Linked DNA regions of Mus musculus: regions 2, 3, 4, 5 and 6 are each linked to region 1. Evidence: chromatin loops called from intact Hi-C (ENCODE). Cell type or tissue: heart. All regions are shown on one strand.

Region 1 (5,000 bases):
AATACACTAACGGCTATGCTGCTGCAGGTGCAACAGGGGGAAGGGGATCACATCTGCCCAGGAGAAACAGGAGCATGACGATGGCTTCCATGGGGACAGTGGCTGCCCTTCCTACCAGACAGATAACCCATCTCCTCACCTGAGGCAGTTCGCACTGCCCACTTCTAGTTCCAAGTCTACATTGGAAATGATGAACCCGCACACACCAAAGCAACGGAACTGAAGTGGAGACTTAGGGAAGCAATTGCCCCCCGGGTCCCCAAATTTATCAATCAATAGGGGGTATAGAGAAGCCAGGGTGCAGGGGTCTGCATAGGCCCACCAGGTATCCAAGTAACACTGTCCCTGCAGGAGCTCACAATACCTGAGAGACGAGGTGGCCTAGAATGTGCAGAGAATGGGTTTTGATGCTTGGCAGATGTGGGATGGACCCTGTGCTGGGGTGGCTAGAGAAACAAACAATGAGCTGAACCATGAGTAAACAGAAGCTAAGGAGCCTGCACCCTCCCATTTGATAGGAAATCGAGGCCTTGACAGAGATTAATTATGAGGCCTCTGGACCTCACAGCCAGGTGCCAGGCAGGACAAAGATTACCTAGAAACAGTGTCCCTGTCCCTGCGTAATGAATGCTCCCCAAGAAACAAAACTGAACAACTAAAACGTTTAGCACAAAAGCCAGCCTATAACAATGACACACTGAAATAAAAACCACTGGCATACTGACAGATTTAAGTCTGACTCCCAGCAGGCGAAGGGAAAAAGAACCCAGGCCCAATGGTGGGTAAAGGTAACCAACTGCCAAGAGGAGACTCAAAGGGCAGCTCCGACAGCCTAGACAGCTTTCCCTCCTCTAACCACTTCCTCTTACACACACCCAAGGAGGCTGCTAAGGGTGGCAGGCTACTTCCTGTTTACCAAGCTCCTCCTACAGCCAATTACTGCTTCAACAAGTACTGCCCCAGGATGCATAAGGGACGGCCTCCCAGGTAGCTTCCATCTCCTAAAACTCCAGTGTGGCTCCACCTGATCCAGAAGTAGCTAGCTCAGAAAAGGACTGGGAGGGAGAGGGCAAGTGCTTTGTAGAGAGAGTGCTACCAGGAAATGACAGCAGAAGAGACCTAGGAGGGACAGCAGAGAACAGGCAAGACTGGCTTTGCTTCCAAGGGAGGAGCTAGAGCAGTGGGTCTCAACACTCCTAATGCCACCACCCTTTAGTACGGTTCCTCATGTTATGGTGACCCCCAACCATAACATTATCTTTGTTGCTACTTCATAACTGTAATTCTGCTACTGTTATGAAACATAATGTAAATATCTGATATTTGAACCTAGTGAAAGAAAGGGTTGTTTGACCCCTGAAGGGGTCACGACCCACAAGTTAAGAAGCACTGAGATAGCCGCCGTAGGAGACTGGAGTCTGGTGATTTGGTAAGTGGAGTTGAAGATGGACAGACAGCCTGGTGAGAAGACAGGCTCAGGGGAGAGAGGTAGGAGAGGAGGCCCGCAGAGCCTAAGGATGCAGCCATCTCTTGAGCCTTTCTGGGTCCCTACATGGGATAGGCACTTCAAAGGTTTCCAGCAACATGAACAAGCTGTGCAGAGGCTGGAGGGATGACTCAGTGGTTAGTGCACCTGCCTGTTCTTTCCCAGAGGAGCAAAGTTCGGAGTCCAGCATCATCAAGTCTAATGCCTATAACTCCAAAGCCCTTTTCTGGCTTCCGCGGGCGGGGGGGGGGGGGGGGGCGTGCACGCGGGCTCTCTCTCTCTCTCTCTCTCTCTCTCTCTCTCTCTCTCGCGCACGCACGCACACACACACACACACACACACACACACACACACGTTTAAACAATAACAGACTGTGGAGGTTACTCCATGCACAGCCACAGGTCTTCAGAGCCAAGGGCTTTCTCCAACCCTTCTCTCCTCCATCCCCGGTGGGGCACAGGCATTGGACAGAGAAGGAAGTGGCGGACTGCATAGAATAAAGGAAGGAGCCAGGTTGTCAGGCATAAAGACAATGTTAAGAGGCATACATCTATAAAGGATAATGCCAGTTGAAAGGGTGCCTACCCCAGACTCTGCCCACACGGCTTCTTAAGCATCCTGTTTCCATTTCAGATACCTTCTGGGAGGGAGGGAAGAGGATCCACACCGGCTGCAGGAGTGGGTGGCTACAAAAGGGAATGGCCTGCCAGCAGAGGGCGCCTGTTGCACCACTCTGCATTTCAAGGCTATACTGCGAGCTAATCCAATACAACGGCAGGTCCCAGAAACAGATGAATAAAGTCACCCCAACACTCAGCAACCATTGGGGACCCATTTCTCACAGTTACCCTGGTTCAGAGATTAGCAAAAAGGCTCTTAATCTCACTTGGAATCAGCTTTATATACAGTCACAGTCCATTAGTTCAAGCTATGTCTGTGAAGAACAAATAAATGAGCAAAACTAGACCAGTATGCAAACAAGGACACCGGGGACAACCGTCTACTTCTAATCTAAGTCATTTTAGGTCATGGTGTAGGTTAAATGCTAGGCACACATTGATTCTTGAGCTGCCAGGTGCTTGTAGGTTCTGGAAGAATAGCCCATTTCAACCAACCCCTCAAAACGCGTGCCAAAATCTGGCTTTTGTATAAATCCAAAGCTTCCTCCCGGTTCCTCACAGGAAGGGCTGGGCGCCTGGCTGCCCAGACGGGTTTAGTAAGGGAACCAGGTGCTCTGTGTGCATTACTGCTCTGTGGGCACCAAGTCAACTCCAAGGACCAGGGCTGCAGGTATGCCACTGTCTCTCTGCTGCTGCCATACTCTCAAGACTCTGTCTCTCTGTCTCTGTGTGTATGTCCCTCTCTCTCAGAGACATCTGTCTGTCTGTCTGTCTGTGTGTCTCTCTCCCTCTCCCAGAGACAGGGTTTCCCTGTGTAGTGCCAGGCTGTCCTAGAACTCAGAGCTCCACCTATCTCTGCCTGGGATGAAAGGTGTGTACCACCATGCTCATAAGTAGAAGCCTGAACTACAGCAGCAGCTCTGCACTCTACAGACAGGCTGGGGTGGGAGCGGGGAAGCGAGTCAGGCCTTGTAGGGGCAGGAGCAATGGAAACTAACAAGAGCAGCATCCAAAACCCTGTTCCCATATCAGGTCCAAAGGAGAGACTACAAACATGGGGCCAGTGTCTAGAGTTTGGCACTAGGAAAAGTCACTGTTCAAACTGCTTGCCTTAGAGCCACTAGACAGCGACTTCTACTAAGTTTTGTTATTTTTCCCGTGTTTTGGGGGGAGGGCAGGATTTCTGAGGCAGGAATTTCCTCTAATGCACCATCTTTCTTCCCTCAGCCTCCCAGGGCTGGATTAAAGTTGAGCCACCATGGCCACCTTCCACCGAGTTGCAAAGTTGTACTGGAGTAACTCCCTGAAGATTTCAACATATTGGAAAATATTTAAAGATAAGACGCAAGAGGCTGGAGAGATGGCTCAGTGGTTAAGCGCTGCTCTTCCAGAAGACCCCATGTTTGGTCCCAGGACCCACACTGGTAGCTCACAACTATCTGTAACTCCAGTTCTAGGGGATCCGAATCCTCTTCTAACCTGCACCGACACTAGGCACACACGGTACACACTGTACATGCAGACAAACAAACAACAAAATCCTTTAAAAAACCCTCAAAACCACAGCACCATCTTTAGCAAGAAATAAACTCTGTCACAGAGAAAGGCGATGTCAAAAAGCATGGTGGTCACTCAGAGTAAGACATAAACTGAGGTCTTCAAAGGAGACCACGTTTACAGGCTAAAGGCTCTGGATGCACTACCACAGTCTGAATAAGCTATCCTAGAATCCAGAGCGGGCCACTCCACCAGTCACTCATATTTGCACGTCTCCCCCGACAGCTGGCCTACTTCTGTATTAACTATTTCCATCAAGCGTCCTAAACACTGGCATTCTTCAAGCTTTAAAGACAATAGCAGCTTTGCTTCATTGTCTTAGGCAATAATTCATTTCCTTAAGGATTAAAGAGTGTGCCTCTAGCTACTCAACTCTGTCTCGGGAAATGTGAACTATTGCTTCATTAGAACAAGGCCACTATTATTGCTTAATTTAAAACACTGTCTTCTCAGCTCATTTGATTGAAGACCTGAAAAAGCAGGCCACAGCATTACCCAGAGAACTGTGTCGCTCTGACATCTAGAGCCATCTTCAAACTCAATATTTCATTTTTTTTTTTGTAAAATAAATAATAAAGGAAGGCAGGCAGGCAGGCAAGCAAGCAAGAACGAACAAACAAACTTAGGGTCGAAGTAATAGATTCTAAACTCATCCCAGGCTACAGAAATGGGCAACTCTTACTTTTATTCTAGATTTAACCTCTCTTTATTTATAGATTGTGATATTTATTTCTTGATTAGCCAATGTTGGCCCTATCATCAGAAGGGGAAGCCAACAAGACACTTGTTGCTTTGGGTTGTATTGGCTATGTTCCGTTTTAAATTCTTGAACTTCTATTTCCTTTCCAACATTTGATAAAAATCTCAGTTCCTTCAATGAGTGAGATGAAGGTGCAAGCATTCTGATATTCCTTCTTTCCAGACATTCCTCTTCATTTCCCAAGTCCTACTATGTGTTATCTTTCATTTACAATGAAACCAAGTCACCTTTTGGCAACCACAATTCGCTCATCTCTCTCTTTTTTTTTTTAACAGACCCAGATATTATTCAGTGTGAAGTATAAATTGAAGTGGAAATTTCTGGTTTCTTTGGAAACTCAGTTGTGGTATTTTTCTAGAAGCTGTTTTACGAGAGGATGTTTGGCTGAAGCAGACACGTGACAGGGCATGTGATGTTTTGCTTGAGCGAGCGCTGGAGAGGGTGTATGCTGTTTGAAAAGAGTATAAATGGAACCCCACAAACAGTGAGAGGCCGCTGTCGCATTGTGACGCAGTGCACCACTTAGGTCTCGCTTCTTCGCTGGCCTTTACTATGTAGAGAGAAATGCACCAAAGA
Region 2 (5,000 bases), 140 kb after region 1:
GATTTCTCTGTGTATCCTGGCTGTCCTGGAACTCACTCTGTAAACCAGGCTGGCCTTGAACTCAGAAATCCGCCTGCCTCTGCCTCCCAAGTGCTGGTATTAAAGGCGTGAGCCACCACGCCCGGCTGGATAGACAGATCTTATAATAAACAAAATAATCTCTCTGGGAAGTCACCTGAGGAGTCTTGTATGGTTTAGTTGTGAAGTGATCAATCCCTCAGAAGGCTGGTGTATTAAAGGGTCAATCCCTTGTCCAGGGCACTACTTGAAAGTGATGAAATGACAAGGATGCTAAGCTCATAGGAGATTATGGCCATAAGGCTCAGGCTGACTGAAGCCTTTAGTTCTAGGTCCACTGCACAAGGATTGGTCAGCAGCCTCCACCTGTGGGGGAGATGAGGCGTTCAGGGCAGAGCTCAGCATTCCCTCATAGACCTGGCCACACGGCTGAGGGGTGTGAATGGGCAATCGGGCACTGGGGCTTAGCTGGAGGTACTAGATCACTGGAGGGGTGACGTGGTCAGTATATTGTCTCCTATCCATTCATTTGTTTGTTCATTCATCTCTCTCTCTCTCTGTCTCCCTTCTTCCTTCCCTACCTCCCTCTCTTCCTCCTTCCCTCTCTGACTCCTGTCTATGAGATGAGTACCTTTGCTCTGCCACATCCTTCTGTCCTGGTGTTTGTGTCTTGCCGTAGATCTGAGAGCAATGACACAAGCTGTTCATGGGCTGCAGCTGGGAAACCATGAACCCAAACAAACTCCTCCTGTCTTAGGTTGGTGTACTGGCTGGCTTTATGTGTCAACTTGACACAGGCTGAAGTTATCACCCAGAAAGGACCTTCAGCTGGGGAAATGCCTCCATGAGATCCAGCTGTAAGGCATTTTCTTAATTAGTGATCAAGGGGGGAGGGCCCCTTGTGGGTGGGACCATCTCTGGGCTGGTAGTCTTGGGTTCTATAAGAAAGCAGGCTGAGCAAGCCAGGGGAAGCAAGCCAGTAATGAACATCCCTCCATGGCCTCTGTATCAGCTCCTGCTTCCTGACCTGCTTGAGTTCCAGTCCTGACTTCCTTTGGTGATGAACAACAACTTGGAAGTGTAAGCTGAATAAACCCTTTCCTCCCCAACTTGCTTCTTGGTCATGATGTTTGTGCAGGAATAAAAACCCTGACTAAGACAGTTGGTTATCCCAGGTATTTGGTTACACACGTGTTACAGCTCAGGGCCTGTAACAAATGAATAATAGCCCAACCCCAGGGTCCCAGTCAGCCTCTTTGGGGAGGTGGAACTTGGATAGTGTGACAGCACTTATCCCATGACACCACAGGAGCTGGGGCAGGGCTTTAGGGAAGTGAGACACCGCTCAGGGGGTGGGAAAGCACAGTCTGGGATGTGGGAAACCTGGAGAGGGTTTGGGGCCCTCAGACCTGTGATGAGGCTGGGACCATGAGGTTCTCTGACTCTTGGACATCCAGGCACACTGAGAGTCACAGAAGAGCCAAGAACTGAGTTGAGAGCTGGAGGGCTGGGTCAGCATCTAGCCCAGACCTGAGGAAGGGGAGCTCTGCCTTGTTCCAGTGGTGATTGTCCTTAGCTTGGTGGAGGCAGGCTGGAAGCGCAGAGAGGCCTTCTACGGGAGAATTAAACTGCAGCTCTGTAGGTGGAGGCCTTCTTGGCTCCCCGCAGCCGGTCTTGATGAAAGACTCAGTCTACGGTTCTAAACTGTTTATTGACTGTTCATGGTGGAAAATTGGATGCATACTTAGCTGTACCCCTTCTCAGGGTGGACACGAGATTAAATACCTTTTGCAGGGAGAAATGTCTGGGAAGGGAAGTTTATTGGCTAAGCCCTCCAGGCCTCTAGGTACCTCATTAGCATGGAGAACTATGTGACCTATGGTGGGGAATATGGCACGTGTTCCAGGCCAGGAATTTGGCAGGGAGCTAGAAGTCGCCTAAGTCTCAGATGTGTGCCTACCAAGTTTCCGGGTCTCAACCTGCTCTACCTTACCAAGCTTCTGGGCATGCTTTTACCATCCCACAGGCCCCTCCCCATCCCCCCAAGAGGTACCAGGTCACCTAGGATGAAGTAGCCATGAGGACAGTGTCCCCAAGGGCCCATGTTATGCTGCTGGCCCAGGCAGGGCAGGGGAGGGGCTGGACTGTATTCCACCCCTCCCTGATAGAGGCAGGCAGGAGCTTGTGTAGTCCGCCCCGTGTGGGTCCAGGGTCCTACCCCACGTGTTTTCCCTTTCCTCACAGAGCTGCTTCCTTGGCAGCTCCGAGGAGGAAACCCCTGAGTAAACAGAGAACGCAATGTCGGCCCTGAGGTCTCTCCGAGCTGCACCCCAGGGACACAGCCCGGGGTCAGGCCTACATCCGGTCCTCATCCAGTCTCCAGTCAACCGCCGTGTTGTCTCCCTGGCATATTTCTTCTGACTGCATTTGCTCAGTCCTTGAAGGAAAAGCCGATGTCTTCAAACAGCAGAGCAGAGGAATTCTGAGGCAGATGTCCACCAAAGGCCAGAGCCCTCTGCCCTCCCTGCCGGAGAGGCCCTCCGCAGCCACGGAACAATGGCTGCAGTCACTCAGAGCACCCCACAGACTTCCAGGTTGGCTCCTTTTCAGCATCTGTGCTATTCAGAAGCCTCATTTTGTGTGATGGGTGTGGAGGAAACCAGAAGTAGCTGGCAGGAGACCCCCTAGACAGAAATGCTATTACCCTCTTTTTATAGATAGGGAAGTAAAGGTTTGGAGGTCACATAGCTAAGAACTGGTATTTAACCATTACCCTCTGTCCATATCAGGCTATTTAGGGTGCGTGGGGCTGGACCACAGACCAGGTCTACCAGCTGGAAAGCAAAGGCACTCTAACGATTCCCAAGTTCAAGGGCTTGTTTAAGAAATACTTGGCTTCTCTTTAGGAGCGGATCAAAGAAAGTAGTTTTTGGAAATATCAAAACACCACATCCTTTGACACTATTATTGCTGCTATTTTTAGTCCACATACCTAAGACTCAGTAGCAGTCTCTCCCATTTACAAGTTCATTCATAGGCAATTTATTCAATCTCTCACACGCCTCAAGTTTCCCATCCATGAAATGGGAAGAATATGAGCCCCTCTATCACAGGACGGTTAGGATTAACTCTTGAGTTATCATGCAAGCCTCTATATGGTGCCGAGCACTGTGTATCATAGATGATATCACTATCTGCATCCTTAGCCAGGTCTGCCACCTCCCCCCATCTCTCTTACTCTTTGTTTTTGTTTTTACCATTAATGACACCTTTATTTCAGAGCTCATTGCTTCAGACATGGGTGGGAATTGTGACTTCTTATTGCTGAGTCTCCTTTTAAAAGTCTTATTTTTTTATTATTATTTTATGCATACAAGTGTTTGCTTGCCTGCATGCATGGAAGTTTACCACATGTATACAGAGACCACAGAGGTCAGAGAAGGTGCCAGACTCCCTGGAACTGGGGTTTACATAGTTGTGAGCCATTTTGCGGGTCCTGGGAACCGAATCCAGACACTCTGTAAGAGCAACAAATGTTCTTTACTACTGATCTGCCACTACAAACCCTCATTGCTGAGACTTCAGGGCTCTTGTACGGGGCTTGGCACACAGCAGATGTGTAAAACACACACACATACACACACACACACACACACATACACACAAATATTAAAATGGTGCTTATTCTAAGAATAAGGCATTCAGGTTAATCACAAAGGTTATCTGGTTTTTATAAGATTTAAAAATCTGTATCCCTCCCACCTCATGCATCCTTGGGGATGATAAACAAGCACAAGGGTGCATCAGGATGAAGTTAAAAGAGCCATGAAGTGCTAGACACGTGACCATTCCCAAGAAGTAAATTCATGAGCATTGCCCAAAATCAATGGTTCTCAACCTGTGGGTCACGACCATTGGAAAACACACACTTATGATGGTCTTAAGAACTGAGACAGCTCAGTAGGAAATTACAGTTATAAAGTAGCAACAAAAATAAATTTATGATTGGGGGTCTGTAAGACCAATAGGGAATATGTGTTTTCCAAGTGGTCACACCCCACAGCCTGAGGACCACTGCCCTACCTGAAAATTTGTCAAGCAATCCCCATTGAGGGGAATGTTTAAAATTGAACATTTCAAAGACATATCCTCAAAATCAGAACATGATTAGCAACTGAGCACATACTGCATGCCGGGCACTGGGCCTACAAGGAGGTGTTTGGACAGACATGCTGCCTCTCATGGGGAGCACTGTTGTCTTAGAGAAGCAAAGACAGATGATTCTTAGGCAACATGTAGAGAGGTCCTCAGCGGCACACCTAGCGTCTTCACACTGCAGAAGAGGAGCCCCATCTGCAAGTGTGAGGGTTTTACAGTCGTCAGGGAGATTGGTCTAGATACGTTTTGACCTTCTCTCTTGAGCAGCCATGTTGATAGACACCAAGGATGACCACACACTTGGCTGAGCCACCCTACTGGGTGAGCAAGCATTGCCCCTGTTGAGGCATGGACAGGGCACTTCCTCTAATGTCAGCCAACAATCTTCTGCTCAGACAAAGCCAGGGCTGGCCCGACTGTCACAGGCCTCCCAGCAGCCCACAAACCCTCCCCACCGGTTCTATAAATAATAACTGGATGGCTTTAGTTCACCTTGACATGCTCAGTGCCCCCGGGGGAGGAGCATTAGTCTGCTGTGTTTGATGATTTCCTTCCTTCCACCCAGGCCTGGACGCCCTTCTGGTCATCATGGATTTGCTTCTGGTTGGGACTGGAAAGCTACTCCATACTTAGGCCATTGTTCAACATAAAGGAGATGGGTGGCCACTGGAACTATGGGTAATAATCTTTCTCGTGGAGATAAATAAGGGAGCCTGGGCGATAGACCAAGGTTCTCCTCTCTAAGGACAAATACTCCCGCTCTGGCCCCTCTAGGTAAATGTGGCTGCTGCCATGTGTGTCTCCTGCCCTAAGCAGGCCACCCA
Region 3 (5,000 bases), 360 kb after region 1:
TGAGATCCCAGAAAGTCTAGGCTTAGGAGTTAAGAATCATGCCTGTTAACAGAGCAAGAGAGGACAAATCCCATCTAGCTGGCTGCTAGTCTTTGTAAATGAAGTTTTATTAGAACACAGCTATGTTCACTTGTACTTGGCAGAGTTGTGTAATTGTAACAGAGAATATTGCTCACAAAAGTCTAAGATACTATCTGACCTTTACTGAGTTCTACATTGGAGTAAGACCTCTGGTATTTCCCCTAAAAATAAAGGCACCCCCCCAAAAAAAAATCTGTTCTAACAAAGATAACACCAAGTGTGGGAGAACCAAACTACCTGCCTAATACTCAACATATTTTAAAGAAAAAAAATCAACATAATCTCCAAAAGATACCAGTCATTGTGTTACATATATAATTATGTTACATGAGCTGTGAAGCAGGAAAGTGTAGCCAATCAATTATCACCACCATCATCACCACCATCATCAAATAAGACAGACTGTGGGGAAACTCTGATTTCAAGTGTTTAAAATAGCCGTTACGGGGCTAGAGAGATGGTTCCGTGGTTAAAAGCACTTACTGCTCTTCCAGAGGATCTGGCCAGTTGGATTCTCATAACCTGTATCTTATGGCTCACAACTGCCTATAATTTCAGTTCCAGGGGATATGACTCCCTCTGGCCTCCTCAGGTACCTGCACATATGTGGTGCACGTAAACTCAAGATGGATTACATGCATGCACATAAATAAAAAATAAATCTTTTTTTAAAAAGTTGTTATGTTTACTGGGTGTGGCAGCACATGCTTGGAAATGGCAGAAGGACCAGGAATTCAAGCCCGCCCTACACAAGACCCTGTCTCATAAAATAAAATGTAACAATTGTTACAAGAGCATGACTGGGAAATCTGAACAGAGAAACTGACAGAGAAATGCCCAGTATGACGGGTGGTTTACACCACTAATCTCAACACACGGTGGTAGAGGCGGAAGGACCAGGAGTTCAAGGCTACAGGAGATTCTGTCTTAAAACAAATAAATAGCTAAATAGAAATTCTAAAAATAAGTACAATATACAAGACAATGAGTAGGATTCTCAGTCTTTCTGTCTTTCTTTTCTTCCTTCTTTGTTCCTTCCTTCCTTCCTTTTTTTCTTTCTTTCTCCTCTTATGGAGCAGGGGAACCCCAAACCAAGGCTTATGGGTGCTAACCACTGAGCTATACTCCCTAGGCACAGTTTTCAGAGATACATAGGCAAAAGAATCTACAAATAAAGTGATATACCTAGGACATCCTTTAAAATAATACCATCGTGGGAGGCACTGTGGCTGGGGTGGAGAAGTGAGTGTCTCTACACACATGATTTGTGAGCAGACAATGTGTATGCAGAGTTTGCCGCTCTGTTGTGTGTTTGAAATTTCTCCTATGAAGAACATTTCAAAGGCTAAAAAAAGAAAATCTAATCTTCACATGAACAAGTTGTATTAAATGTACAAGATCATTCAAGTGATGAGAAGTTCTGGGTACACACAGAATGACCAGAGTCATCTTTGCCAAAAACCTCTAAGATATGTAGCACTATATTTTGAGTGCTTTGGAAAATATGGGCATTTCATAAAAACTGAATATTTTATTTCACAAAGCCGTGAATCGTGTATGTCATTCTCTGTATGTATTATATTAGATACACATATACACACAAATATAACTACACAAATATATGAGTATCTGATTTCACAAAGGGGGGGCTGTATTGAGCTAAACTGGGCTGGTGAGATGGTTCAGTGGGTAAAGCCTGAACCAAGCCTCATGGTCTGAAAAACAGATAATGGGAGAACTCCCACAAGTTCTCCTATGACCCTGTGACCTTTGTATGCACACCTTGGCACCTGTTTGAGCATACACCAGACAAACAAATATATGTAATTTTAATGTCCTACAACTTGCTTTTTCCAAATATTCCAAATAATATATTTTTGTGGACACCATTCCATGTCAACGTCAAACTTTTTTACACACCCTTAGATACACACAAATAAGTTGGTATCTGACTTCACAAAAGGGGATTGTATTAAGTTAAGCTGGACTGGTGAGATGGCTCGGAAGGTATATAATACGTGCTGAGTATTGCTCTGAAAATATTTACCTCCTAAAACCGTTCCTATGTGCCTGGCACTTAAATTGTATCTAAAGTCGTTGGTGTTCCTTTTTTTTTTTTTCGTCCTTCTTGAACCTATTTTTGAGTTCTTGCTAGCAAAGAATCCGAACCTAGTACTAATTCAACAACGATTCGCCGGAAACGCATCTGTTTGGAATGCCCCTGACATCGTTAGCTCTCCTAAGTCATCATGACTGTCATCACCTTTTACAAGTTTCTCAAAAAGGCATGCCAATCCAACAGCTCTAAACCGAGTGTTCCGGCGCATTTCACCGTCGTCGCTGGTAGATACGTCTGCAACACTAACCACACAAGTAAAGAGAGGGAAGAAAACTTCAGGTAACGACCCACAAATCTCAAGAACTAAGCACTCAAGCAACATGGTAAGAAGAGGACAAACGTGTGTCTGTTTCTGCAGCGTGCCAACGTGTATGGTATACGCGGGTCCGACTGAAAGTACGCACGTGCGTACCAAGCCCACGCGCGGACGTGTCTCTGGGCGCGTAGCCCTGGAGCGGTCGTATGCCGATCGCTTACCTCCACGGACGAGCAGGGGGACGCCGATGGGCGCCGCCATGTTGGCTCCGGTCACGTGGCCAAGAGAGCCTCGCAGCTCCGCCCACTGGAGTAGCCGCGCTCTCAAAGCCCAGAAGCGCTGAAGCAGTGGGAGGCGAGTGCGCGCGCGCGCGTGAGCTGGCTTGCAGGAGCCCGGGCTAGCGAGTGCCTCTGGTGTCGAGGCCAGCAGCTCCGTCTGCGGCCAGCTCGCTTCCACCAGGAGAGGCTGGCTCCGGCCGCAGTTCTCTCTCTGAGCTTCCAGACCCATCAGGGATGGAAGAAAGTCGTCATGTAAGTGTAGCCTCCAGTATTTATAGAATCACCATTTTGGTGCATGGATACGTGAAGTTGGGCGAGAGGAAAAAAAAAACAAACAAACAAACACAATTTAGTGTGCAACAAAGCACTTTCATCGCCTTTCATTCGGTTACAAATCATTTCCAGGCAACTAGTTGAAAAAGTTGGATCAGTTTGATCAGCTTCCCTTTGCAATGTTAGAATATTAATTACTCAGCAGAGACTCCAGAATAGAATAGTTGGGACACCTATGTGGCCCTGTGGGTATCTTCACAGGATTTCTCCTTCCCTGATGACACTTCCTGCTTGGCAGTATTAACTGCTGTTATCCCTAAATTAGATATTTAAAGAATGACGCATGTCAGCTTGCATAGCCCCTATGTCAAGGCAAGTGAGGCAGCCGCTGTACCTTCGATGATACTGTTGCCCGATTTCACCAGGTTCTGTGCCTCTTGCCCTTGTTTTGCGGTGGAGTCCAGACGCTCATGGACCAGGTGTTATCCATCTTGGTAGCTTCCTGTGCTCAACACAGACCATGATACCCCAAGATGTGTATGGTGAAAGAACCCAAACTGTAGTGTAGCAGTTTCTGGACTTTGAATGCAGTCGAGATCGATAAGGATTCCTTGTGAATATGTGGATGTCTTCTCATTGATTTTAAAGAATCCACATGCGGGCTGGAGAGATGGCTCGGCGGTTAAGAACACTTAGGACTCTTCCTGAGTTCAATTCCCAGCAACCACATGGTGGCTCACAACCATCTTTAATAGAACCTGATGCCCTCCTCTTGTGTGTCTGAAGATAGCTACACTGTACTACATATATAAAATAAAAAATAAAAGAGTCCACATGCTCAACTGGCACACCTTTAACCTCAGGAGGCAGAGTTCAACTCATCACAAACCTCAAATCGGAGAACACTTAATCCAAGGGTATTCTTTTTGTTTGAGAATATCATACACACATAGAATGTGTTTTTGTCTAATACACTCCCAGCACCACCACGCGCCCCCATCCTTCTCCTCCAACTCCTGCTCATCCCTTCCACCACATTTCCCTTTCAACTTCATGTGCTTTTATTTTAACACACTGAGTCCATCTACTGCCAGTATGCACATGAATGTAGGGCCATCTACTGGAGCACGGGGATCCTTTCAGGGGCAGAAACCCTGGAGAAAACTGACCACCCTCATCCCCTCAGTAGCTCTGTCAATTGTCAGCTATGAATGGGACTTTGTGTCCTTGTCCCAATCTATGTTGAGATCTCGGCTAGCTAGGTCTTGTGCGTGTAGTGACAGCCATTATGAATCCATGTGTGCCTTGGTCCTGTTTCATCCAGAAAACACTTCCACAGAGGTCACCCTGTACCTCTGGCCCTTAGAATCTTTTCATAGCTCCCCTCTTAGGAGATCATCCCCTGAACCTTGGAGTTAGGGAATGTGTGTGTGTGTGTGTGTGTGTGTGTGTGTGTGTATGTGTGTATGTGTGTGTGTGTGTGTGTGTGTGTGTATGTGTGTATGTGTGTGTGTGTTTGTGTGTGTGTGTGTATGTGTGTGTGTGTGTGTGTGTGTGTGTGTGAGAGAGAGAGAGAGAGAGAGAGAGAGACAGACAGACAGACAGACAGAGAGACAGAGAGAGGGTATAGATAGAGATAGATAAAGAGATAGATATTGATCTAGATAGAGATATATCTCCCATTTAGGGATGAGCACAGTCTATTAATCTTGCACATTGGCCAGTTGTCAGTCTTTATATTAATCTCCATCTACTTCAAAAAGAAGTTTCTCTCAGGAAGATTAAGAAACACACAGATGTATGGGTATAAAGATAAGACCTTAGGGTGCAGCTCAATACCATGTCCATTTAGGAGAGTCAACATGGTGGTTCACCACCTCCATGGGTACTAGGAACACAGTTGGTACATAGACACTGGAAAGTGACATAAAAGGACACATGACATTGACTTCTGGAATGCATACACATGCTTGTGCTTATGTGCATATATACA
Region 4 (5,000 bases), 100 kb after region 1:
TGCTCTTAACCCCTGAGCCATCTCTCCAGTCCCCGAGTTTATTCTACACAGAACCAGCATGCAGGGGTCTACAGTGCATAGAGAGGGAAGATAAAGGTGTGGACTTTGCAGGGTCAATTTAAAGCCTGTTAGGGTAGGAGTGGATGAGTTTTATCTTTCCTTCCCTTGATTGGTTGGTTCTGTCTGGATGGGTGCTTTTGTGATTGGTTAGGTCTCTGGGGACTTCCCGGGGTGACAAGGCATCCTTGGATTGGCTGCCCACAGCCCATCACAGTTGGATCCATGTTCTCATTTCTGGGAAACAGAAACTTAGGCCTAGTCTCCCTAACTGCCAATTTGCAGCTTGTCATGGAGTCAGCCCGGCTCTGGCTAACTCAGTCCTCCCGCAGCCGTACAGGGACATCAGTGGTTCAAAGCATCCACATTTTAAAAGAAAACATGCTACCTTATTTCATAATCACCTGTTTAAAAAAACAATTTATGGAATCTAGAAAAGCTAAGACTAAAAAGTGATTTTAGCAAGACAAAGACACAGGATCAACATATGAGAAGAAATCTAATACCAAAAAAAAAAAAAAAAATTAAAAGACATTTATGATGGCATCAAAAATATGTAATACTTGAGTGTGAAACAAAAACATTCAAAAAACCAAATGACAAGGGCTGGAGAGGTGGCTCATTGGTTAAAAACCCTTACTGGTCCTCTAGAGGCCTGAGTTCAGTTCCCAGAGTCCACATCAGGCAGCGAACACTGTCTGTAAAGCCCAGTTCCAGAGGATGTGGCCTCCAGGTATACCTGCCTGTTCATGGTGCACATAGATTCATGCAAGGCACACACACATCAAAATAAATGAATAAACCTTTCTTTAAGCTTATGCTAAGGGGCTGGAAAGATGGTTCAGTGGGTAAAAGCTCTCACCATAGAAGCCTGGGGACTGGGTTCAGACACTGAGCATTTCTGTAAAACAGTGTCACAGGGTCCCTCTCTTTCCCTCCTCCTCTTGATTCTTCCTGGGTAAGAAAATGACATTTTGATGGGAGGTGGTGGCACATGCCTTTAATTGATTAATGCCATTCAGGAGGCAGAGGCAAGCAGTTCTCTGTGAGTTTGAGGCTAGTCTGGTCTACAGAGCAAGTTCCTGGACAGCCAGGGCTACACACACACACACACACACACACACACACACACACCCTATCTCAAAACAAAAACAAAACCAGAAAAACTGTCTTAGTGATAGGTAACAAGGGGGTGAACATAAAAGTAGTCAGAAGATTTGAACAAGTACTTCATTACAGAAAACAGCCCAAAAGTCACATGAACCCTGCACACCCGTGCGGATGTGATTAACAATACTGTATCATACATGTTAAAGTGTGATAGCATAGATCTTATGCTATGTATTTTTTATTATAATAAAAATAAAAGCATATGAAAGGATGACCAACATAATCAATATTAGAGAAACCAAGGTAAAACAACAACATACCACTACATATCTTAAACATTTAAAGTTAAAAATACTGAGCATACCACGGGTTGACCAACCGTTGGTGGGGCAACACCAGACACTGAATGTCTTAGATGCTGTTGATGGGAATGCCAAATGGCATAATCCTTTTGGGAAACAGTTTGGTGGCTTCTTAAAAAGTGAATTGTATGCTCTAACCTCTGTATTCAGCCATTCTGCTTCTAGAGATTTACAAAAGAAAAAATGAGAACTTGTCTACAAAGAAGGCACGTATGCAAATGCTCACTAGAAATTTATCCATAATAACCTAAATCTATGCTCAACTATTCAGCAACATATGAAGGAGTAAACAAATTGTGTCCCACTGTTTGTTCAGTAGTAATGTATCAATGTAACTGAAAGCAACTTAGCAATTAACAGGCAGGAACCTTTGATACATGTAGCTACTTGTATGCATCCCAGCTACAGCACAATGAAAGGTAGCAAACCAAAGGGATTCACTACCTGTGTCTATTTACAGAAAATGAGGGAAAAAAATTCTAGAAAAAGAATGCTCGTCCATAGTGGGGAAAAAACAGCTTAAAGATTTTCCAGGGTTTGGAAAACCTGGTGTTTTAGTGAGGGTTTCTATTCCTGCACAAAACATCATGACCAAGAAGCAAGTTGGGAAGGAAAGGGTTTATTCAGCTTACACTTCCACATTGCTGTTCATCACCACAGGAAGTCAGGACTGGAACTTAAGCATGGCAGGAAGCAGGAGCTGATGCAGAGGCCATGAAAGGATGTTTCTTACTGGCTTGCTTCCCCTGGCTTGCTCAGCTTGCTTTCTTATAGAACCCAAGACTACCAGCCCAGGGATGGCACCACCCACAATGGGCCCTCCCACCCTTGATCACTAATTGAGAAAATGCCTTGCAGCTGGATCTCATGGAGGCATTTCCTCAAGGGAGGCTCCTTTCTCTGTGATAGATCCAGCTTGTGTCAAGTTGACACACCAGCCAGTACACCTGGAGACAGAAGAGAGCTTGCCAAACGGTATAACAAAACCTTAGAAGGAGATGGGTACACACCTAGTTTAGTATAGTGATGACTTGAAGGATAGGTATGAAAAGCAAATCAAATTGTACTTTCCATATGTGCAGTTATCACCTATCATATGCTTCAGTAAAACCATTTTTTAGTGAACCAATAAAATTCAACTACTATATGTTCTGGGAAAACATAGACTTATGTCAGCCACCACTCTTAGGGCAGACATCACCAATCAGTCACAGAACTATATAGGCAGGCATTGCTTATCACAGTGAGAGCTTGAGATAAAGCCTGTTTTTCATCTCTGACCAAGGTCAACCATTTGCTTCTCACAAAATGAGGCTGAAGAGCAGAGCAAATTATCAGCTAATCTAAAAATGGTGTTGAGGTTTCCCGATTGCTACTACACTGGGCAGAAGCTTAGGAAAATGGCAGAAACTGAAGCCAGTCTAATAAAGACGGGCTGCCAAGAAAACATTAGAATTTTGATGAGGATATCAGATGTGAACTTCTGAAGAATGTTCACAATGTGCTTATGGTGCTGGCTTGAAAGACATCAATTTTTTTTTCTTACAAGATGAATGGCTTTATGCAAAGGAAGGGATTATCTACAGGAAGACTAGCAACATCCTTATTTATTTTTATCTTATTTTTATAAGTGAGAGAGAGAGGGAGGGAGGGAGGGAGAGGTGGGTACCTGCAGAAGCCAGAGGACGACATCAGATTTCCAGTCTTACAGTTGTAAGCCACCCAAAGTGAGTGCTGGGACTCAAACTCAGGTCCTCTGGAAGAACCATAATTGCTCTTAACCACTGGGCCATCTCTCCAGTCCTATCCTTATTTTTAAAGTAATTTTAACCAGGAAAGATGTTAAAAAATCACTGAACTGTTTTTAACTTAAAATGAGTATGTTTTTATGACCAGGAAATTGCCTTATTTTCTAAATAAGGCCAAGAAGCAAAATGATGTAAGATTATATGTAATGGTATAATTCGAACCAATGAACTCAATGTAAAAACACTGAAATAACTTTAATCTTGATGAGAAAATAAATCACAAGTTTATAGTATGAGTAAATGTTCCTCTTAAGAAGCAATGACTTCGTTCAAAGCTTTCTGGAAGCCCTGGATTCTTTAATAGTAATCACATGTGGCCATTAAGATACAGGCGGAGGGAAGAGATGTCGCTCGGCATAGAGCATGTGTTTGGCATGTGCGGAGCTTTGAGCCCCGGCACTAAAATAGGATAAAACAAAACAAAACAAAACAAAACACAGGCTGAGCGCCAGCTGATGGTAAACAGTGAACACCTCCCTCTGAGCCAGAGCCGGTGGCTACAGCAGGCTGACTCCCCATTTACTGCCCTTTCTTCTCCTTCCCAGACTCCTCTTCTATGAGATAGGAAACATCCTTGCTGTTTGAACTGGTAAGATGAAGTTTTACTTCCTTCAAAACTTTTTTTTTTTAATTTATTTGAGTGCATGAGTGTGTGCATGCATGCGCGTGCGGACCCTGGAGACCAGAAGAGGGTGTTGGATCCCTTGGAGCTATAGTTACTGATGATTATAGGCTGACCAGAGTAGGTGCTGGAAACTAAATTCAGACTCTCTGCAAGAACAGCAAGTGCTCTTAACCAGCAAACCATCTCCCAGCCCCAAGATGAACTTTTCTGACCTTAGCCACACAGGCTAGGCCTGACACAGCCCCTGCCTGAATCTGTTTCTTTAGTAGTGGGGCGAAGATAGTAAAATTAGCCTCATAGAACTTGTGTTGGTCAATGAAATAATACATTCAGAAATCCTTCACTGTGCCTGCTTGAAAAAAATCTATGTGAATGTGAGCCCCTTTTCTCTCCTTTCCTTTTCTCTCTTGGGGGAAATTTCACTGTAAATATTAGTGAGGACGTTCCATAATTACAAAGGTATTCCTTACATCATCTGCTCAACCTGATGCTACCAATTTGGAGAGAATTATTGCATTAAGCATGATTTTTTCCCTCCAATTTTTGTTCTTGTTAAACCCCTCAAAAGGATTTATTCCAGGAAATGATTTTCAAAGGGTCTGGGAGTGAAAACCTAAATTTGCACCACACGCGCAACAAAGAAAATGGCTGAGAAGACGATTCCCGCCAGTAAACAGCCCTGCCACTCACAGCCCAGCTGTGGCCCATTTTCCTTCCATGGTGATTTTTAAAAGAACTTTTTTTTTGGGGGGGGGGATGTCAAACTCACAGAAAAGCTGCAATGACAAGAACTCAGGAGACCAAGAACACCTGGACATCCGTTACTCAGCTTAAACAGTCGTCAGCACAACACCCATCTGCTTTGTCTGTCTCTAGACAGTTGGACAACCGTATGGAAGTACACTTTTCATGCATACTAATTTTTCATGTTAGATTTCATTTTAGAATTTAGCACTTGAAAAAGCAGACACCTATATACAAGTTTTGCATGGTATGAAATTCATACTTTTATAAAGGTAGTCGAATTAAAAATAAGCC
Region 5 (5,000 bases), 560 kb after region 1:
CCGGAGTTGGGGTTGAACTCAGGACCTCATACACAGTAGACAAGTGTACTATCACTAAACTATATAAAAACAAGATAGGCTAATGCAATTCTGTTAATATTTTAGGGGGTTCTTGGTCATATATAATGTAAAAATATACTACTCTATAGTGGCTCATCCTTTGGCCACAAGGAAGGGTGTTAGGGGCAGGGGAGAGTATGTATCATATTTGAGAGTGAATAAAAGAAACAACAAAACTGAATTAGTGAGGAAAAGAGAGATGCCTGCCTATCGCTCTTGCTCAACTCTCTTCTGGGGCAGGGGAAATGGCTGAGGGGAAAGAGGTGCCCGAGCATAGGCCTGATGATCAAAACGCCATAGTCTGTCTGGCAAGGTAGCAGAAGAAACTAGCCCTGGAGTTGTCTTGTGACTTGTCCTTGTGCACTTTGGCACAAGCACACCTGCATTCACACACATGCACAATACATACATCACACACAAAAACACAAATAAATAAAAGCAACTTCTATGTTGAAACAGAGAAAACAAAAACATAAACTATTAATAAAGCATCTATATAGAACCACAAAACCAAATGCCCATCAGTCTGCCATCACAGGCAAGATGAGCTCTTCATTCTCAAATCCTACTAATGCATATTCAAATTTAAATGACGCTGCAAACTGAATGTCTGACATTTAAAAATCAACCACTCAGTCACCAAATAGCCAAAATAGGAAGGAAGCTAGACAAGAATGTGTCTTGACTCTCATAGGGCTAATACATGAGAAAACACACCCAGAAATCTTGCAACTTATATGGCTATTTGAAGCCTCTGTGGAAATGGTAGATTTTATCTTTGTGATTCTGCATCTTGCTTTGCTTACGAGTAGAGTGTATATTTTCCCATATATACAGATGTAGATCATGCTTGTCTTTGCTCCTGGCTGTGAGACTCCTTTTTCTCTCCCCTTTCTCCCGTGTAAGATCCAAGGATGAATGAGAAGAATGATTAAATGCACTTAGGCTCTGACCCAATTAGAATGACGCCTGCTGCGTGCTGGACAGTGTGTCAGGCACTTTTCTAGATATTTCCTTCATAGACTTAAGTGCTATTTTTGTGTCTGTTAATGTCAAAGCTGAAAATGCTCAATTTTAGAGGGCAAGCTCTGTGAGGCTGTTTTCTAAATCATTTCATGTTAGGCTGAGAGTGGGGCCCAAGACAGGACAAGAGTGAACATGGAGTAACCTCTGGATGCTGAGGCCGGAACTTAGTAAGCACACAACCAGCTCACTACAGTAGAGAGCATCTCTTAACAATACTAGATTTTCTCAAAGATCTTCAAGAACCACAGCATGTCTCTAAACTTTGTTTCATGGTGAAGGATTCAAGAAGTCAACATTAAGATAAAGTAGATTGACAAGAAAGACACGGCCTACAGCACAGCTTACCTAGACTAGGGTACACTGAGTGTGCAGTTTTACTAGCCACACTATGATCGTGCAGAAGAACTGGAAAGCAAGTAAGTTAAAATTAAATATTAAATAAGGTCAAGCAAAATGACAAAGTCTGTCACAGAGGTCACGCTCCCTAAGCTCTGTCTTTGAGACTGTCACTGGCCAAGCCAAGCCACACTCACTGGGATTACTGGAGGAACAGGGAACACTTTCATCACTAAGTAACCAGTTTACTAAGCTTCAATAAAGCAAGCTAGCTATACTACACTAAGACAACACACAGGTGTGCCTTCACAATGATTTCTTAGTGATTCAAGTTTACTGTGTAGTCCTGTACAGGACTTACTGTGAATGGTCTCGGTCTTTTCTCTATTTCCCATCACCTCTGTGAGCCACTGCAGTCCTGAATTAAGTCTCATAGCTCTCCACAGAGCAAATGAATGGCTTTTGTGTGAAGCTGGATAAAATTATATGAGGGAGTATAGGGGATACCAGGGCCTTCTCCCCAACACAATTCAGAGTAAACAGATCTTTGCTTGAGAAGCCTGAGGTGGGAGGAAGCCTACTCTTCAACTGTTTGTGGGGTCATCGTATTTGTCACACTGTGTGACTACTTACTGGGTTCTGCTTACTGCAAAGCAACTCCAAGCCATCTAGGATTTAAGACCATGCCTTTCCCTGCAGCATTAGAGCACCACCTTGTGTCAGGAAATTGACCAAATGAGCAGAATGCTGCGTTTCAGATACCTTAGTTGTCCAAAGTTTAACTGTCCAGTCAAAAGACGAAGTGACAAACAGATGTGAGAAGTCTACTGCTCCAACAGCCGCGTGACAGTGGATTCCAGTGATGGGTCCCTGGTGTCCCTCAAACATCTCACTGATTCCAGCTTTGCTATTTCATAAAAGTGAACATGTTAGGGACCTCTCTTGGAAGTACACCACATATTATTTTCTTAACATTTTTACTTATTCATTTTTAAGACAGTCTTTGTAGCCTGAGCTGCTCTGGAACATACTACATAGGCCAGGCTACATCTTCCTCTGCCTCCAGAGTGTTGAGATTAAATGCCTGCACCATTACACCCAGCAAATGTATCACATCATGGGTTTATACAGCAGACTTTGAATTAATTTCAAACACAATTCTGGGTTCATAGTTTATCAACGTAACTTATAACAAATGCCACTTTATTCAGATGTGGTAACACTACTAATATAGCAGGGGCATTTTAGAGCCATAAACACCATGCTGTTGACAAGAGAACTCAAAAGACCATATCCATGGTGGTAAAACAAGGACAAAGGATGCTGTGTAGGGATGCTATGTAGGAAACAATCTGGACTATTTTAAATTAAAAGCTTTGAAATGAAATGAAGGCAATCTATATTGGAAATGAGGTCCAGATGTTCAATGCTTTTAAAGAACAGCTAGACAATTTCAAAACAGACCGAACAGTAGGAGAACTATTAGTCAGCTTAACATATGTAGTGACATTGCTAGACCATTATCAGAAGGCTCAGACTAAAACTCAAAGTTCAAATGAACCTAAACAGAAAACAGGTGACAATCACATTTATGAACCTGAAGGCCAATATGTGGAACATACACACTGCATTTCTAATGCTGAACACACCTCCTACAGTAACTTCTGTGAGCATATGCAGCACACACAGATCCCTACAACATACTGCAACACACACAATCCAAAAGCACATGAATCCAAACTACTACAGCTAAAAAAAAAATTAACTCAAGTTCTCGTTGCCCAAATTTAATGTCCCAAGTCTAGGAGAGGATTCTACTTAAATACGGAACAAGCTGTTTCAATGAGATGACTCAAGGGAAAATTCTAAACAACATCTAATTCCTACTAAGTTTACCTGCCATGGCGGCATGCTGTATACACAGAACCTTCTTCACTGCCCACAACAAAGTTGTTGACGTCTCCAACAGGGAAAGACATAGATGTTACAGCTACTGCCTTTGACTGTTTATGAACCAACTCCATGCTATCCTAGAGGAAAAAAATGAGAAAATTAATTTGTAAAGCTTTATTTTCAAATTTTATTACAAATCTTCTAGTTTTAACTAGTTTGTATGCTACTGTTTTAATATACTATTAATATAAACCTACCTACCTCAGTTAAATGAAAAAGCTTTGGTAAGATATATTTAAACCATCAACACACCACTTAGATTTATAATCTGTGCAATAGTATAAAAATAGCTTATGATAAAATGCACGTGGGGGTACATATGAAATGAAAACTAATTTTACTTCAAATTTTCACATTCCTAAGTTTAACATACCTGTGGATGGGAAAGCATGTCCAAACTCCAGGAACAAATTTTTCCATCAGTAGAGATGCTAATCAGATTGTGAGCATTTTGTGTTCCAACAACATTTACACAGTAGACAGGGTGCTAAAGACATAAAACAGTTTTCAGAGGTTATTTACAAACAAACAATAACAAAACCCAGAAAAAAATTAGTCTAATTACGGGTATTCCAATTCCTATCAAAACAGGTTTGTTAACCTGCCAGCTTTTGTTCTGTTGCTCTTGGGAGGTGAACCCAGGACCCTGAGCACTGCTAGGACAGCAGCCCATCACTGACTTAGCTTTAATATGAAGTGTGTTGCTATTCTGTTCATTGATAAGAGGTTGTCTTAGAAAACAGAGGACTTTGTGATATATGCACCCTACACATACAAGGAAGCGTATCGAAGTCACTCTCCTAGGACTATATCGTCAGTGGTGAAGGCCAACGGAAGTCTAGGGAAATAACTAGTTACTTACTGTGTGTGCAGCAGCTGACAGCGGCGTTCTCTGGACAGGAGTTCTTTTATTGCTGCGGTTATCCCAAAGCACAATCTGGCCTGAATATGTACCTCCAACAACAAGATTCGGATGAAATTTTGCAAATGTAGCAGACATTACAGCTGACTGCAAAAACGCAGAATTTTTGTATTTAAGATTTAAGTGAGGAAAGTCTGACGAATTAGAAAAACAAATCTATCGGAAATATTTACCTATTACTTAAGGTATTAGAAGTTTTAAAAACAATCTACTCTATTTGAATATTGTAAGAAAAAACTATAGTAGTTTTTGTTCAAAAGTCAAATGTGATCTTTATATGTTTACATGGTTATCAAACAAAATAAAACTTGCTTCAATCAATTTCAGTTTTTAAAGCAAAGTTGGCCTGTGACTGACCTCTAACTATAATATGACAGTAAAGAATATATTAGTTTTGATTTGAAGTATTTATTTTGAATTATGACACTATTAAGATTTTAACTCATACAATCAGTAAGAGTCACAAATTTTAAGTTTTGCTAAATCCACTTTAAAAAAAACTACATCTACTTCCTACTTCAACCACATGTTTTTACTTAAAACTATTTAGTTGCAACTCCTCCGGCCATGACTAAGAGATTCAGGGGCTGAGGTCTAATTATATATTCTGTAGTAAGTCCCACTTCCTGTGAGAACAACGCATTCCAGAAGACTGTCTATATGGTCAATCACAGTAACAGAAAGTCAAAACTGCAACGGACTT
Region 6 (5,000 bases), 61 kb after region 1:
CACCTTGGCCACACTTGTGTCAGAGCTCATCAGACATTCCATTTTAGGTTTCCTTCCTCCTGGAGAGTGAAGACCTGCCCTTTTCATCCTGAGTTTCTCATGCTTCATACAATAGCTAAGCCCTTATAGGTGTTCAATAATGTAAGCAGATGAAGGAGTAATTAATGAATGAACACAAAAGCATCCCAGAAATAGGACATATACTGTAGACTTTACTATTATGAGGCGTCTAAGCCTAGCTGAACAAAAGGTACAGGCTCATGGGGGCTCTCCAGAATTGAGCTTGATACCTTGATACATGTGTAAAATAAGCTTTACTACCACAGCATATTTGAAAGTATCATAACATTCAAATTACAAATGTGTATTTCTGTGGCTATGAATATTATAAGCTGGGCATGGTGGTGCACGCCTTTAGTCCCAGCACTTGGGAGGCAGAGGCAGGCGGATTTCTGAGGCCAGCCTGGTCTATAGAGTGAGTCCCAGGACAGCCAACGCTACACAGAGAAACCCTGTCTCAAAAAACAAAAACAAAACAAAACAAAACTGAATATTACAAAGATATATAATAGTGATACTAAATATTAAAGCAACTATACTGGGTTATTCTAATCCAGAAACTTTCTTTTCATGGTAATCTCTATTATTCTCCGTGAAAAAAATGACTCTCCTGTAGTCTTATTTTTTTCGAAACCTACTTCATGAAGTTTATTAGAACTAAGAGTTCTTAAATGCTTCAATATCCCTTCTAGCCCACCAACCAAAGGTAGGGGAGAAGAAAGGTTAACAGGAAATGGGGGATGTGGACCTGTTTAGAAGTAGTTCTTTGGGGGCAATTTTAAACATAAGTCGATAGCAGTGTCTTGATCCAGAAGAAACTGTGAGGCTCTGCCAAACTGGCACAAGCCTGGTGCTTTTTTCTCTATAAAGTCACAACAAGCAAAGATCAGAAAAGACCAGCAAAGCATTGCAAGGTGAACTAATGCAAGAGTGTCCTCCGTTTGTGGGGACATTGTGGGGACATGTGTCCTCTCAAGCATCTGCTCCAGCAAAACACTATCTGCTCTTTCACAAGACAGCTTCCTGAAAAACATCACATGACACAACGGAGTCTAGGAGTTTCCACTTCGCCCCTTTTCCCCAAACACTGTCAAAAGCTATCACTACTTACATGGCAAATAATTATTCCTCACAATGACAGGTCATGATTTTGGTCCTTACTCCCCACAGAAAAAACACATAGAATATGGCCAACTTAAGATGTACAGCGTGTGGGGTTGGAGAGATGGCTCAGTGGATAAGAACACTTATTGCTCTTGCAGAAGACCTGGATTCAGTTCCAAATATCAGCATGGCAGCTCACAGCTGTCTGTAATTCCTCAAGTCCCAAGGGATCCAACATCCTCTTCTGGCCTTCAGGGATATAGGCTCATATATCCAGGCAAAGGAAAATACTCATATACATAAAATAGAACAAATAAACCTAAAATATTTTTTAAAAAGAATATTTGAAGTAATTGGAGGTACTGCTCATGTTGGACATCATGTTTTAATCCAAAGACTTCTCATAGTTGGTAAAGTTCTGTCCTTGTTACTAAAATTCCTTCCACAGGAGAGACATAGAGCAACATCTATCCCTTTCAAAGTTCTAAAGATAAACTGAGACACAATTCTGCCAAACGTTATTCTAGAGAACCAATTAATTTACTGGGCTTTCTTAGGTAAGGGGCTACTTACAGGAGTGTGGCCTTCCTCCCCCAGTAGGTTGAATCTACTAGGGATGAGGGCTTCTTTGTAACCACATAGATGGTATCATCCCTGGTCTCTACCAGCTCAGCGCCTGCCCAGACTTGTGCAGCCTTGATAAGCAGTAGGGAGTATCTGGATACTAAGAAGAAAATTTCATGCCCTGCTTGGTGCCTATGGGCTAGTGTGTACAGCTGGATGGTCTTTAGCAAGGGAGCACTCCCCAAGATGGCCATTGCTTGGCTTGGAAGATGGTCAGAGGAGAGTCCTCAGTTGCCTGCTCAGGCACAGCTAGCAAGTTAGGAGCTGGCATGAATCTGCATCAGTCTTCTCCACATCAAAGGGGATTTTTAAAAGCAAGGCTTAGAGGACTTAAGTTTTCTTCCTATTTTTTTTTTATTCACTGTGAAAATGGAAAGGTGTTGTTGTTGATGCTATTGCTAAAGTACCATTATAGGATTAAGAGAGAGAGAAAAAAAGGCAAAGGCTGAGTAATTGTTTATGTAATTATTTATGGCTTATCTAAGATCAAACATTTTTAGGCCCTCTGAAGCAAAAGGGAAGCGGTTGTTTCCTGTACACCAACTTGCTTTGTCACAGTCCACAATTTGAAGACCATAATAAGCAGTAGAGGACATGATGACTTCTCCCCTGGGAGAGGGGTAATTCCTTAAAGATCCTGGACTGAGTTATTTGGTTCTGAAAGGGGCCCAGGTTTCCTTCCCTGTGACCATCATGGTGCCGAAGACACTTAATGGGAGGGAAGCTCTGCTATTTCCAATGCTGGTGGAAGTTCAGTCCTTAGTACAGGAACACTGGGGCTTTGGAGTCTGCAGAGCTGGTGGGAACCAGCCGATTGCTGTAAAGCAGATGTCAGCCCGACGCCACCTCCAGTCTTTCAGGCTGGGTCTTGTGGGAACTGTGTCCTGAGAAAGTGATGAGGGTTAAAGTTCAACAGTGCCTCATGGCCTGGGTTTGAAGTTTAGGGTTTGTAAGGCACCGCCCAGATCCAGAGCAGTGCTCAAAGGATGAGAAACTGAGGGGACAGGAAGGCCAGTGTGACCTCTGCTCACTTTTGCAGTATGCAATTCTGCTCAGCTCTCCAGCCATAGGCCACTCCGCACAAACGACCCTCCCACGGCATATAACCACGTGACCGGGTAGGTTGTGAGAGACCATCCACAGAGCCAATCAGAGCCTCCGTCTCCCGTTCCATTGTGCACCCTTGCCTGGTCTCTGAAGAAACTAGATTTTCTCTGCTCTCTTCAGGGGCTTTCCACACACTTGGCCCTCTGCCTAGAGGACACAATTGCCCCATGCCACTTTGTACTTATTCAGAAATCACTTTTTATGGAATGAGTTTCCAGAGCCATGCTACACCCGCAAGACTGGATTAGATGCTCATCCCCCTAGCACCTTCACGGCTCCGTAGAAATAAAGCATAGTAGTTACTGTTTACCTCAGAAAACCCGGATAAGCTTTCAACCATCTTTATAATTTGTGGAACACTTCAAAAACAATCTTACTCAGAACCAACCGTAATAGAGCAGATGCTTTGAGGAGAAGACGGTGAAGAGGGACGCAATGCCGGATCCCATCTGTGGTACACCTACCCCAACTAAGAAGCACAGGTGGGGAGATGCACGTATCCTTGGGGGAATTTTACTATTTGTCATAGGAGGGGAAACCCAGAGATCTGCATCCGAGGAAAGGTAATAGGATGTTTTATGTAAAGGTTTCACATGTCAATTTTATAATTTTATAAGCCCCCTATACAAATCCTTTAAAAAGCTTTATATATAAACCATATATAAAACCTTTACATATAAAGCCTTTTAAAATTTGTCTACCTTATCTATTAAAATATCATTTCCAGGGCTGACAAGATGGCTCAAGACATAAAAGCGCTTTCCTGTCAAGCCTGAGTTTGATTCCCAGGAGACATATGGTGGAATAAGAACGAGCTCCCACAAACTATCTCCTACCTCCTACCTCCATGCATGTCCTTTTCCAAATAAATTAATACGAAGTATGAATTTCTTAAGGGCAATATCCCTGAACCAAAGAACACGTGGGACGGAACAGGAATGGATGAGTAATGAAGAGATCACACCACACGGACAAGCTGCTTTAGCACTAAAGGGCTAAGAGAACTGGGGCCGCAGACCTGGTTAAAAAACAAGCCTGGAAAAGGAGATTTTTTTTTTTTTTCTCAAAGAACCAAACAAAGGTGGCCAAGAATCTAACTGTAGAGTATTCAGAGCAGGTGCAGAGGCACACAGCAGCACGAGCGATCCCTGCCCAGAGCAGGGCTCGGTTTGAGGCCCAGGATGCACAGCGCGCTGTAAGGGTTTTCCGGAAAGTCAGCAGAAGGGACATTCCAAGCCTGACTTAGTGCTCAGAAGATTCTTATCTGTCTCTGACTTGAGTGGCTTTCTCAGACCAAAGAAAGAACACCAGCAATCTGAAACGAACTTAATTGGCCTGGACAGTGCCAATAGTAACATGCGTTGCCATGGTAGCTAATGCGCACACTCCTCAATCAATAATGCCGCCTTATCTGCCTTCTAAAGAAAGGATAAATGGAAAAAGGAAGGAAGGAAAGCCACCGGTCCTGCAAAGATTCCCATATCCTTGTGCTGTTACCTTTCTGGATTCTGCCCGTTGCCTGAAAAGCTGACAGGTAATTATTTGGTTCCCAAAGAGCAAACAACCCTCACTTGATCACAGGGGCTGCTGGCATCTTACAAGGAAACTTGCGCTCTGTTTGACCGCTGGAAGGTGGAGGGCATTTTGAGTCACCAGAGAGAATTGGGAGAATTATTCAGAGTCCATTCCTGATGACATAGGTAGTAATTACAGAAGAAGAAATGGAAACTCGAAAAGCTCTAAGAAATGAGTGCTGCCTTTAAAGGCGGCGGCGGGGAGGGGGGGGTGATCTTATCATATTTTACGGTGACATTACATGTGGATGCTTTTAAAACTTCTCTGGTGGAAATGATCTGGAATTGGGACTCCACTGAAGATTAAAGGGTTTGGGGCGGGAGAGGGGATGAACTTACGTCTTTGTTTCACTGGTTCGGCTCCAGCCTTTCTCCTTCATAGAAAACAGACACAGGGAAAAAAAGCTCTGAGGTCATCGTATGGATGCCCTGAGGGTCAGAACCAGTCTATTCTCTGTGGGGCTGGCTGAAGTACTTCTTTCAGGAGATTTTGAAAGAGTTTAAGTAATGCAGCTCCCACCACTTCCTTCA

What was found. Hi-C counts contacts between places; a loop is a spot of excess contacts. Peaks named below come from ENCODE experiments on the same cell type or tissue, not always from the same donor. Only the 100,000 strongest peaks of a DNase experiment are listed, where the experiment ranks them.
Region 2: it touches region 1 in a loop (5-fold over the local background); 4 of 42 quality-filtered maps call a loop at or near these places.
Region 3: a loop joins it to region 1, with 1.8 times the contacts of the local background. A loop is called at or near these places in 4 of 42 quality-filtered maps.
Region 4: it touches region 1 in a loop (2.3-fold over the local background); 4 of 42 quality-filtered maps call a loop at or near these places.
Region 5: it touches region 1 in a loop (2.4-fold over the local background); 8 of 42 quality-filtered maps call a loop at or near these places.
Region 6: it touches region 1 in a loop (4-fold over the local background); 3 of 42 quality-filtered maps call a loop at or near these places.

What each region holds. Positions count from the first base shown.
Region 1 is chr2:71,810,104-71,815,103 of GRCm38, reverse strand. All of the region lies in intron 1 of Itga6 (integrin alpha 6), which reads right to left. Among named protein-coding and RNA genes, the nearest start is that of Itga6, 26 kb to the right of the region's middle. In heart, a CTCF peak has its summit at 2,185 (motif pointing right); DNase peaks (open chromatin) are centred at 933 and 2,193; H3K27ac peaks cover 1,934 bases.
Region 2 is chr2:71,670,722-71,675,721 of GRCm38, reverse strand. No RefSeq gene overlaps it. Among named protein-coding and RNA genes, the nearest start is that of Gm36909, 18 kb to the right of the region's middle. In heart, no CTCF peak of the experiment used is centred here; DNase peaks (open chromatin) are centred at 2,311 and 4,641; H3K27ac peaks cover 3,152 bases.
Region 3 is chr2:71,451,076-71,456,075 of GRCm38, reverse strand. Metap1d (methionyl aminopeptidase type 1D (mitochondrial)) reads right to left here and starts at 2,738. Exons shown (of 10, transcript NM_025633.3): 1 at 2,678-2,738. The coding sequence starts at 2,717. In heart, a CTCF peak has its summit at 2,835; a DNase peak (open chromatin) is centred at 2,775; H3K4me3 peaks cover 1,589 bases; H3K27ac peaks cover 1,183 bases; H3K27me3 peaks cover 861 bases.
Region 4 is chr2:71,709,823-71,714,822 of GRCm38, reverse strand. No RefSeq gene overlaps it. Among named protein-coding and RNA genes, the nearest start is that of Platr26, 7.1 kb to the left of the region's middle. In heart, no CTCF peak of the experiment used is centred here; no DNase peak of the experiment used is centred here.
Region 5 is chr2:71,248,171-71,253,170 of GRCm38, reverse strand. Dync1i2 (dynein cytoplasmic 1 intermediate chain 2) reads right to left here. Exons shown (of 16, transcript NM_010064.4): 10 at 4,238-4,384; 11 at 3,749-3,862; 12 at 3,319-3,452; 13 at 2,185-2,329. Among named protein-coding and RNA genes, the nearest start is that of Dync1i2, 39 kb to the right of the region's middle. In heart, a CTCF peak has its summit at 2,138 (motif pointing left); no DNase peak of the experiment used is centred here.
Region 6 is chr2:71,749,440-71,754,439 of GRCm38, reverse strand. Gm17250 (a long non-coding RNA gene) reads left to right here and starts at 3,935. Exons shown (of 5, transcript XR_866415.1): 1 at 3,935-4,429. In heart, no CTCF peak of the experiment used is centred here; DNase peaks (open chromatin) are centred at 2,459 and 2,979; H3K27ac peaks cover 1,545 bases.